Linked DNA regions of Homo sapiens: region 2 is linked to region 1. Evidence: chromatin contacts called from ENCODE Hi-C or POLR2A ChIA-PET data. All regions are on one chromosome and are shown on one strand. The core of a region is the stretch at or near the end of the contact, and the rest is flanking DNA. Distances in the headings are between cores, read along the strand shown.

Region 1 (4,912 bases), core at 1,326-3,825:
CACTGCACTCCAGCCTGGGCGACAGAGTGAGACTCCGCCTTAAAAAGAAAAAAAAAATTAAAAACAATAAAAATTACAATTACAATTAAAAAAAAAAAAAAGAACCGGGCATGGTGGCTCACACCTGTAATCCCACCACTTTGGGAGGCCGAGGTGGGCAGATCACGAGGTCAGGAGATCGAGACCATCCTGACTAACACGGTGAAACCCCATCTCCACTAAAACTACAATAAATTAGGCGGGCGTGGCAGCAGGTGCCTGAAGTCCCAGCTACTCAGGAGGCTGAGGCAGGAGAATGGCATGAACCCGGGAGGTGGATCTTGCAGTGAGCAGAGATCGCGCCACTGCACTCCAGCCTGGGTGACAGGGTGAGACTCCATCTCAAAATAAATAAATAAAAGAAAGAAAGAAAGAAAGAAAACCCAAGGAGTAAAGTATTCAGCACAAGGGTAACACAGCACAGGGCCTGGGTACAGTAAAGGCAGCTGTCATTAGCTGCTGTCACCCCATTCTCCATCTCTCCCTGGTCCTGCCCCTCTCAGGCCTACACTGTTCCGCAGGCAGCTGCATCCTAATGGCATATAGTGGGTAGGTGAGAAGGCAGAGAAGTTGGGGGCTCTGGGGGCTGCAATCACCTCCTCATTGAACAGCTTGCTGGTGTCCTTTTTGATGAGATCCAGGTACTGCACTTGACCCGCTGAGAAGCCCACCAGCAGCGAGATGGTCTCGGTGGCAGCAGTGAACTGGTTGAAATCGTGGCAGGTGGGCTGGGTGCCCTTGTAGATCCGCTTGTCAATTGGCTTGTTGAGGTCAATGGACTTGAGGGGTGGGAGAAAAGGAGTTAATGGTGTATGCCACTGAGGAGAAGGAAGAGGATGTTGAGGTTGGGGGAAACCACTAAGAGGAAGCAGGGTTAGAACCCAGAGGGAAGTGGGGAGGTGAGTAGGTGGATTGCGAAGGACGGGGCAACCACAGACGGGAAGGGGACCCAAATCACAGACAAGAGTAGCAAAAAAGATGGTAAGGATCCCCCTTGACCACAGTGCCTCCCCAAAGTTGGGTCACCTCTAATTCAGAGACACCCTTGTCCACATAATCAGGGTTCTGGGTCCACACAGTTCCTAAGCTCCGATTCCTTTTAGCCTCACCACTCCATCCTATAACCTCAGCAACTCCCTTGGGACCTAGTACCACACTATTCCAAGACCCCCAAACCTTGAGGTCACCCAAATTTCCAGGACTCTAAAGCCTAACATCCTAGCATTCTCTTCACTTTGTAGTCCCTAAACCGCCACAGTTCTGGGACCCGTCAAACCTCACGGTCTCCCACATTTTAGGCCCATTTATTACCTAGGGGCTCCGAAGGATCCCCATCATTTCTGGGATCACCATAAACGGCCAGGGTTCTCACCACATCGCTTTAGAGATGTCCTGAATCACACCTGCAGATTCCCCTGCCAGGGCCTCTCATTCCCTTGAGAGCTCCCATCAGCTTCCGGACGCTCATCTCCTCCAGGACCCTCATGACTTCCAGACCCCAATTTTCTCTAGAATCCCATTCAGCTTCTGGATCCCCTATCACCTTCAAGGCCCCCATCACTTCTAGACTTCTCCTCATTCCTGGGCTCAATCTCAAGACCCCTCTCCCACACCTCCAGGCTGCAATACTGGGTTCTCCATCACCTCTGGGCTTGCATCACCTCATGATTCCCCATTACCTGCAGAATGCCTGCCACCCCAGAACCCGGGGGATCCCACCTCATCTCAGATACCCCATCATGTCCAATAGTCACCATCCCAGAACTCCTACGCATAACGGGGGTAAAGGGGATTTCCCCCATCACCTCCAAGATGCCTGCCCAGCACCCCGCGGGCCTCTCATCACATTTCAGAATCCTGTACTCCCTCCAATGCTGTCGCCCTACAACGTCCATCACATTTAGAATGCCTATCTCAGGGCCCCATATCAATTCGGGGACCCTCCTATCAGTTCTCTGGAACCTCCATCCTTTCAGCACCCAGGGCCCCACGATGCAGGCCGCTCACCCGTTGGCTCCCACGACGACAGCAGCCTGGGTAGAAATAGAGCTCACGGCCCAAGTTGAAGCAGACGCGGTCTCCCCCCGAGCCCAGCCCCGCGGGCGTGGCGGGCGGCTCCCCGGCCCCGGCGCTGTCCGGCTCCCCGAGGCGCACGAGGCTGAGGCGCACGGCGGGCAGGGCGGGCCCGGGTCCGGGGCCTGCGGGCGGCGGGGACGACGCGGGGCCTGCAGCGCCGGGACCGGAGGCGGAGGCAGGGCCGGGCGGGGGCTGCGGTGGCTGAGGCGGCACCGGAGTCTGGGCGGAAGCCGGACCCGACCTGCGAGCGGCGCCGTCGCCCGGGAGTAGCTTGTAGAAACCCTCGCGCGTGCGGAATTGCGACTTAATCTCCGCGCAGTCCCCCATGGCGGCGCCGGGGCCCGAGCCGCCCTCCGCGCCGCCCGCCGCCATCTTGGGCGCCCCCCGGGCCCCGCCACTGCCGGACTGCCGCCCGCAGCCGGGCCCCCTCCCGGAAGCCGCTGGCCCGCGCCGGAAAAGGTGGGGTCGTCGCCCGGGCAACGCCTCTTCGATTGGCACCCAGATCCGGAGGCGGGACGAATCCCCGCGGTCGCTCGGGTAACGGTGCTGGGACTGTGGGCGGGGCGAGAAGGTGGGCGCGGCCTTTGAGCCTGTGACCGACTTGTGGTTGGCTGCGGGGGCGGAGCCCGCAATGGAAAGAGGCGTGGCCAGTTAGAAAGCTCAAGTCCTTAGCAACCGCGCCCTGGGAACGTTTGCCTAGCAACGGAGGGATTTTTTTTTTTTTTTCCCCCACGACAAAGAAGCCCTCATCCATAGTCCAGCCTTCCCATGAAGTCACAGCCAACCCCAAGTGACCCTGGTCTCTCCTTAGACGCCCAATATACACTCCCCTGACCTCCAGTGTTTCCCACTGACATATTCAAATCCCTGAATGACCACAGCATCTGCTACCATTCTTCCCCACCCTTGGTGACCCACCAAATCCCTGTGTCCCCACACAACTCAGAGGACTTCCTCTGACCCACTATTGATTAATGCTAACTCCAAACATCCTTCATATTTTCCACCAACCTCCAATGTATATTTCCATGATTTTCTTATTTTCAACAACCTCACTTGTCCTCCAAAACCTACCTCTGATTCCCAAATTGTATTGATCCCCACGGTGCCCCAGTGTCCCAGTGATCCACTCGTAACCCAAAGTCTCCCCCTGATCCCAACAGCTCCTACTCATAGCCAGTGCTCCCCATGTCTGCTGAAGCCACCCAGCCCCATCATAGATCTTTCTAGTCTCATGTAGTCAATGGCCTCTACGATTTCTCCCTAGAGTGTCCCAAGGGCATCTCACACTTAAAAAAAAAAATCCTACAATGGTTCGGGCATGGTGGCTCATGCCTGGAATCCGAGAATCCCAGCACTTTGGGAGGCTGAGGTGGGAGGATCGTTTGAGCCCAGGAGATCAAGACTGCTATGAATTCACATCACTGCACTAAAGCCTGGGGGACAGAGTCAGACTCAGTCTCTCTAAAAAAAAAAAAAAAAGAAAGAAAAAAGAATCCTACAATGAAATTGACGTCTTACACCAAATCCTCCACCTCTCTTGCATCCCCACCTTAGGGCTAGCTCTGCCGTCCACTCAGTCAACCAGGCCACAGACCTGGGTGTCTTCCTAGATGTGTACCATTTATCTTCACTCTGCCCCCGCTTACAGCCTCCAAGTCTTTTGCATTCGACCACGTGGAATTCCTCTTTCTCAGTTCCTTGTTCTCCCTGATCCAAGCTTCTCCTCTACCCAAGCCCTTCCCCCACCCCCACATCAACCGTGTCTCTTGGTCTCCCAGATTTCTGTCTCACCCCCACTTCCACCTTTCACTTGGCATGTAGAGAGGTTTTATTTTGTTTTTGTTTTTGTTTTTTTTGAGACAGTCTCACCCTGTCACCCAGGCTGGAGTGCAATGGCTCCATCTCGGCTCAGAGACGGGGTTTCACCATGTTGGCCAGTCTGGTCTCGAACTCCTGACCTCAGGTGATCCACCCACCTCGGCCTCCCAAAGTGCTGGGAGTACAGGCATGAGCCACTGCACCCGGCTTTTTTTTTTTTTTTTTTTTTTTTTGAGACAGAGTCTCGCTCTTGTCACGTGGGCTGGAGTGCAATGGGACGATTTTGGCTCACTGCAACCTCTGCCTCCTGGGTTCAAGTGATTCTCCTGCCTTAGCCTCCTGAGTGGCTGGGATTACAGGCACCTGCCACCACACCCAGCTACTTTTTTGTAGTTTTAGTAGAGACGGGGTTTCACCATGTTGGGCATGCTGGTCTCAAACTCCTGACCTCAGGTGATCCGCCAACCTTGGCCTCCCTAAGTGCTGGGATTACATGTGTGACCCACTGCACTAGGCCTAGAGAGGTCTTTCTAAAGCATGAATATGATCAGGGCCCTCCCCTGCTCAAAACCCATCTGTAGCTCCCTAGTGCTCTCAGGGGAAAGTTAAGCCCCAAGTGATCTGGCCCCTGCCAACCTCTTTTCAATCTCATATCTCACCACTAACTCCTCACACTATCCACCACCTAAAATGAGGCTTGAAAAACTACCCCAACATATCACACTCTCTCTTGTCCTTGGGTCTTTGCACATTCTGTTCCCTATTCTTGGAATGCCTTTCCCCATTCTTTTCTTGACCCTTTAAGAGTTGGCTCGGGAGCTCTGTCAGTCCTCTGGGCTTCCCCATTTGGGCTGTCACTGTCTGGAAATGAGTCTCTCTCCCTATAGTGTTGTGAGGTCCAGGAAGGCAGGACTGCAGCTGTCTGTGTCCCCAGCACAGGGGTGGGCTGACAGGAGGTATTTCAATAATGGTTTGA
Region 2 (4,312 bases), core at 1,679-4,178, 4.1 Mb after region 1:
GAGACGGTGTTTCACCATGTTGGCCAGACTGGTCTTGAACTCCTGACCTGAAGTGATCTGCCCACCTCGGCTTCCCAAAGTGCAGAATTACAGGTGTGAGCCACCACGCCTGGCATGTTTTTCTTTTAACAACTCCCTTTTAGTCTTTCCAAAGCAAGCAATCTGGTTTGTGTATAAACAACTGTCTTGCATTAATTTCATTAGTTTGATAGTAAATTAAACAAGAACTTCTGGCATAAACAGGTTTGGATCAAACAGCTACCTTTCAGGAAGTAAACAGCTTGAGAGATGGAAGTGGAATTGCTTAGTCATAATAGTAGCCTGCTAGCCCCAGCAGTGGGCTTCACAGATGAAAAGGAAAGTGTCTTTCAAGTTGGTGGACCGAGTTAAGTGAGATGGTTTCAGAGAGTTTTGTTGCAGTATTACTGATAGAATTTCAGCCTACATTTTCATTTCACTTTCTGACATGAGTTCCCATTTTGCTCACTCTGGAGTACACCCTGGTATACCGCTCTCCATGCTTATACAATTCAGGGCATTCAAACTCACGTGTGTCCTGATGGGTTCTGAGGGATGGGAAGGCATTAACAGGTAGAGAACAGGAAGGATGGGAGAGAGATTTTTTGGGGGGCGGCAGCAGGGGCCACAGTACCAAGTTTGGATTTAATTCTAAAGGCACTGGGAAGCCATTGGATGGTTTTGATTATTGTAGTGACAGAGAAGGCAGCAAGAGTTAGGAGACGTCACCCAGGCAAGAGATCTTGATGGTTTGGACCAACAAGAATGGGGAGAAGTGAGGATTCCGGGAGATTAAAGCAGCTCCTGTTTTTTCTCCTTCCTGCTGCCAGGTTGTCCTCACATGGGTGATTGACAGGGCATTGGAGGTACCTGTTGATAACTAACTTGCAGTTTGTGTTCAGGGAGCACTGACTCCGTTTGGCCACAATGCAGGTTGGATTTGGGGTTTAAGGCTGGGCTCCAGTCAGCCCTCGGGAGCCCCTGGGCAGGAAAACATGGACAGGCCTACGGGTTCTTCTGCCATTTCACTGGCCACTCCTCCGTGTCCTTTGCTGGTTGCTTCTCATTGTCGTGACTGCTAAAGGGATGAGTGTCCCAGTCTCTTTGTGAGCTCATCCAGTCTCCATTCAAACACTGATGACTCCCGAATTTCTCTCTCCAGGCTATGACATCAATATCTATCTACATTGTTTAGTCAACATCCGAAACAGAAGTAGGGACTCCGTCTCTAACCTCCTACAGCTGTGTCTATTTCTCCTCTCTACCTTCACTCGACTCCGCCCACACTGGCTCCCTTTTATTCCTTCTACTTTCAGGATTTGTCTTTGCTGTTCTGTCCTCTTTGCACACTTTTCCAGCCATCTGGAATGGCAGGTTGCTCACAGGTCGTTTTCTTGACTTCCCTTGCTTGCTAACTTTACCTCGCTATGGTCATATCCCATCGCCCTGTGGATGTGCGCTAGTTAACACTTAGCACAGCCTGTGATTATGTCTCTCCCCAGTGGACCGTGGGGCCTGTGAGGGACGTGGTCTGATTCGGTCGTCGCCGAGCACAGAACTGGACAGGGTACTCATAACAGATTTTTGTTGTTGTTTTTAAAGAAAAGCTAACATTTGAGTAGTGACTGCGCCAAGCAGTCAAGCACAGCCCCTCGGGCTCGATCCCCATAACCACTCTAGGGTTAGGTATTACCCACGTTTAAGGAACAAAAATCGAGGGAAAAATCTTATACAACTACTAGTAAGTAGTCATTCCATTTTAGCAGAGCGAATGAGCGAATCCACGGAAGGCCGGGGAGCGACGTGAGTGGCGAGAAGCTTGGAGTCGCCAGGGACGGCGGGCGGAGCCTGGGCGCCGGGGCTAATGGGCGGAGCCTCCAGGGACAGCTGGCCCCGCCCAGGCCGCGCGGGGCCCGCTGGGAGTTGGAGTCCCTTGCCCACCTCGCCACGTCACCGACTGCAAACCTTCAGCTGTCTCAGGCTCGGGTGCAATCCGTACCCTCAGTGGGTTCCCTTTCAGTGGGTTCCTTTGTCCCCAGGCCCATTATTCCGTCCTCCCCTCTTCCCTGATGTATTTTGGCGCGGTCTCCTGGCTCTGCGGGCCCAGGGCTCCGGATGAGGTCTCCCGCCGTCCCGACCCCCGCAAGGGGCCAGCTTGGTGTCGCCTTCGTTCTTCTGCCACCCCATTCGGTAGGGGCTCCCGTTCCCGCCACGCCCCCTGAAGTTGTGGCTCGCGCGTCTTCCCAGGACTCCCCCGCGCCGGAGAGGCCCGCAGGACCGCCGAGCCCACACTCCGCTCCCGCCCGGGCCCCGCTCCCCCGCGCCGCCTTGGTACGCTCCGGCCACGCCCCCTCGGACGCGCTTGGTACGCGCCGGGCTCCCCCGCTCGCCTCAGTGGTTCGGCCGCGGCGACCCCACTCCGGCGGCGCGTCCCCCGAGCTTGGTACGGCTCAGCCCGTCTCCCCCGAAGCCGCGCGCCCGCGCCCGCGCCCCTCAGTCGGTGGAGCCCGCAGCCCCCCTTGTGGCCCGCGGCAGCTCCCCGCCCGCTCGGCCCGCGCCCGCCATGGTCCGTCCGCGCCGTGCCCCGTACCGCTCCGGCGCCGGGGGCCCCCTCGGGGGTCGCGGCCGCCCTCCGCGGCCCCTCGTGGTGCGCGCCGTCCGCTCGCGCTCCTGGCCTGCCAGCCCCCGAGGCCCGCAGCCTCCGCGGATCCGGGCCCGCTCGGCCCCTCCCATGGTGAGCCCCCCGCCCTTTTTCCAGAGCCTTCCACGGCCCCGCCCCCCCAGCCCCTATCCCGGGCTCACGCCTTTGTCCGCAGCCCCCGCCGCTCCGGGGTGTCCCCTGTGGCCCGAAGGGTGGTCCCGCCCGGGGCCGGGTTCCCCCGTGGAGCACCCGGTGGTTCGCGCCGCGCTCTCCCCTTTGTTGCGCGTTCGGGCCGGGGTGGGGGGTTGGGGGACGGGGGCGGGGCGGGCTCATATTACTGCTGACTCCGCGGCCCGATTTAAACGCGGGCTGGGGGCGGCAGACAGGCAGCCGGCACGCTCGCTTGTTTTTCCTATTGGAGAGTTGCTCGCTCTCCGGGCAGGAAACCTGGAAATGGGGGCGGTTTTGGGGGACAGCGGCGAGGGAGGGGCCCGCGCTTTGTACCAGCGCCCCCAGATGTCGCACCCGTGGGCGTTCTCCCCTGGCGGCCGCTCCGTGCCCGTGGAGTGCGCACCTAGAATACGCGCCCGCGCCCACATGTGGGATGCTTTGATGGACTGCCGTGAGCCCAGACCTTAAACGTAAACATTCAGCTTCGCAGGTACTTTGGGCTGCACACGCTTCTCCGGACCCAAAAGATGCACATGCTTTTCAGAAACCGTAAGGTTTACCTGGGGCTGTAAAACCGCACATCGCGACTTTGCACCGTGCACACGCTTGCCCCGATGTGAGATTTCCCCTGGGTTCGCGCTCGGGTCCGCTTCTTAAATACACTGCCTCAGCGGTGTGGATGGCACAGAGCTGTGGCAGCCCTACTGAAACCTTAAACAGGCTTCCTGGGGTCATAAACATGGATACCGAGACTTAGATCACCTCCCACAACTTAAACGTACCCCTTCACTCCACTGCCTTCGCCCCTTCCTGCAGCATTCGCATCTAGTTGTTCAAAAGTGCTTTCCGGGTCCTCAGACATGCACCCCAAGGTTTTAAACCTCAGTGCAAGTACTAGATGGGCTTCCCTGTGCAATAGGGATGTCAGGCGCGCAGTTTTGCACACGATTGCCAAGATGTGAGATTTACTTTAGGTTGCACCTTAACCGTCGTTTTTAAATATGATCGTCCCATCTTGATGTGCTGCTCCTGCTGTGGAAGGTATCCCTGGGTTTTAGGCAAGCATATGTGTTCTTTACTATGGCTCCAGATCCCAGCATATTTGAAGTCCTGAGTCAACCTGCTCTCCTAGACAAGCAGACATTAAGTATGTCGCTTGGGCTCTTAAGTGCGTTCTCCTGACTTTTACCCATCTTTGTGGCAGTAAATGCATACGTGTCACTGTATATGCGGACTAGATACCTCAGGTCCCAGCGCCATAAACAACTTGTATGTTGTAAGTGTACCCTCATCTCGAAAGTCACCTCCAGCTGTGCGTTTTAACTCATCTCAGATGCTGGATGTCCGGTATGGTGCCTGAAGCCCCCGGGGCAACATCCACTCTCTGTCCAACTCATTCTAACGCCAAGATACTCAGGTTTTCTATCTGATCTTCTGACGACTGCCCAAAAGTCAGAATCACCTGCGTGGGTGAAGAATCAC

The links. Hi-C counts contacts between places; a loop is a spot of excess contacts on that map. ChIA-PET counts read pairs that join two places held with the same protein, here RNA polymerase II (POLR2A). Pooled maps may share reads with other maps.
Region 2: a loop to region 1 is called in a pooled map, with 2.5 times the contacts of the local background. The contact joins the promoter of PTOV1-AS1 here to the promoter of DMWD in region 1. A Hi-C loop is called at or near these places in 5 of 50 pooled maps. POLR2A ChIA-PET finds 5 or more read pairs at or near these places in 2 of 52 experiments (HEK293T and naive thymus-derived CD8-positive, alpha-beta T cell).

What each region holds. Positions count from the first base shown.
Region 1 is chr19:45,790,270-45,795,181 of GRCh38, forward strand. DMWD (DM1 locus, WD repeat containing) reads right to left here and starts at 2,576. Exons shown (of 5, transcript NM_004943.2): 1 at 2,047-2,576; 2 at 636-818. The coding sequence starts at 2,487. RefSeq lists enhancers at 947-1,006, 1,027-1,076 and a silencer at 2,225-2,704.
Region 2 is chr19:49,848,748-49,853,059 of GRCh38, forward strand. It overlaps PTOV1-AS1 (PTOV1 antisense RNA 1), which reads right to left and starts at 2,929. Exons shown (of 4, transcript NR_040037.1): 1 at 2,821-2,929. PTOV1 (PTOV1 extended AT-hook containing adaptor protein) reads left to right here and starts at 2,412. Exons shown (of 12, transcript NM_001394010.1): 1 at 2,412-2,752. The coding sequence starts at 2,582. RefSeq lists enhancers at 230-309, 2,111-2,220 and silencers at 1,801-1,880, 2,321-2,610.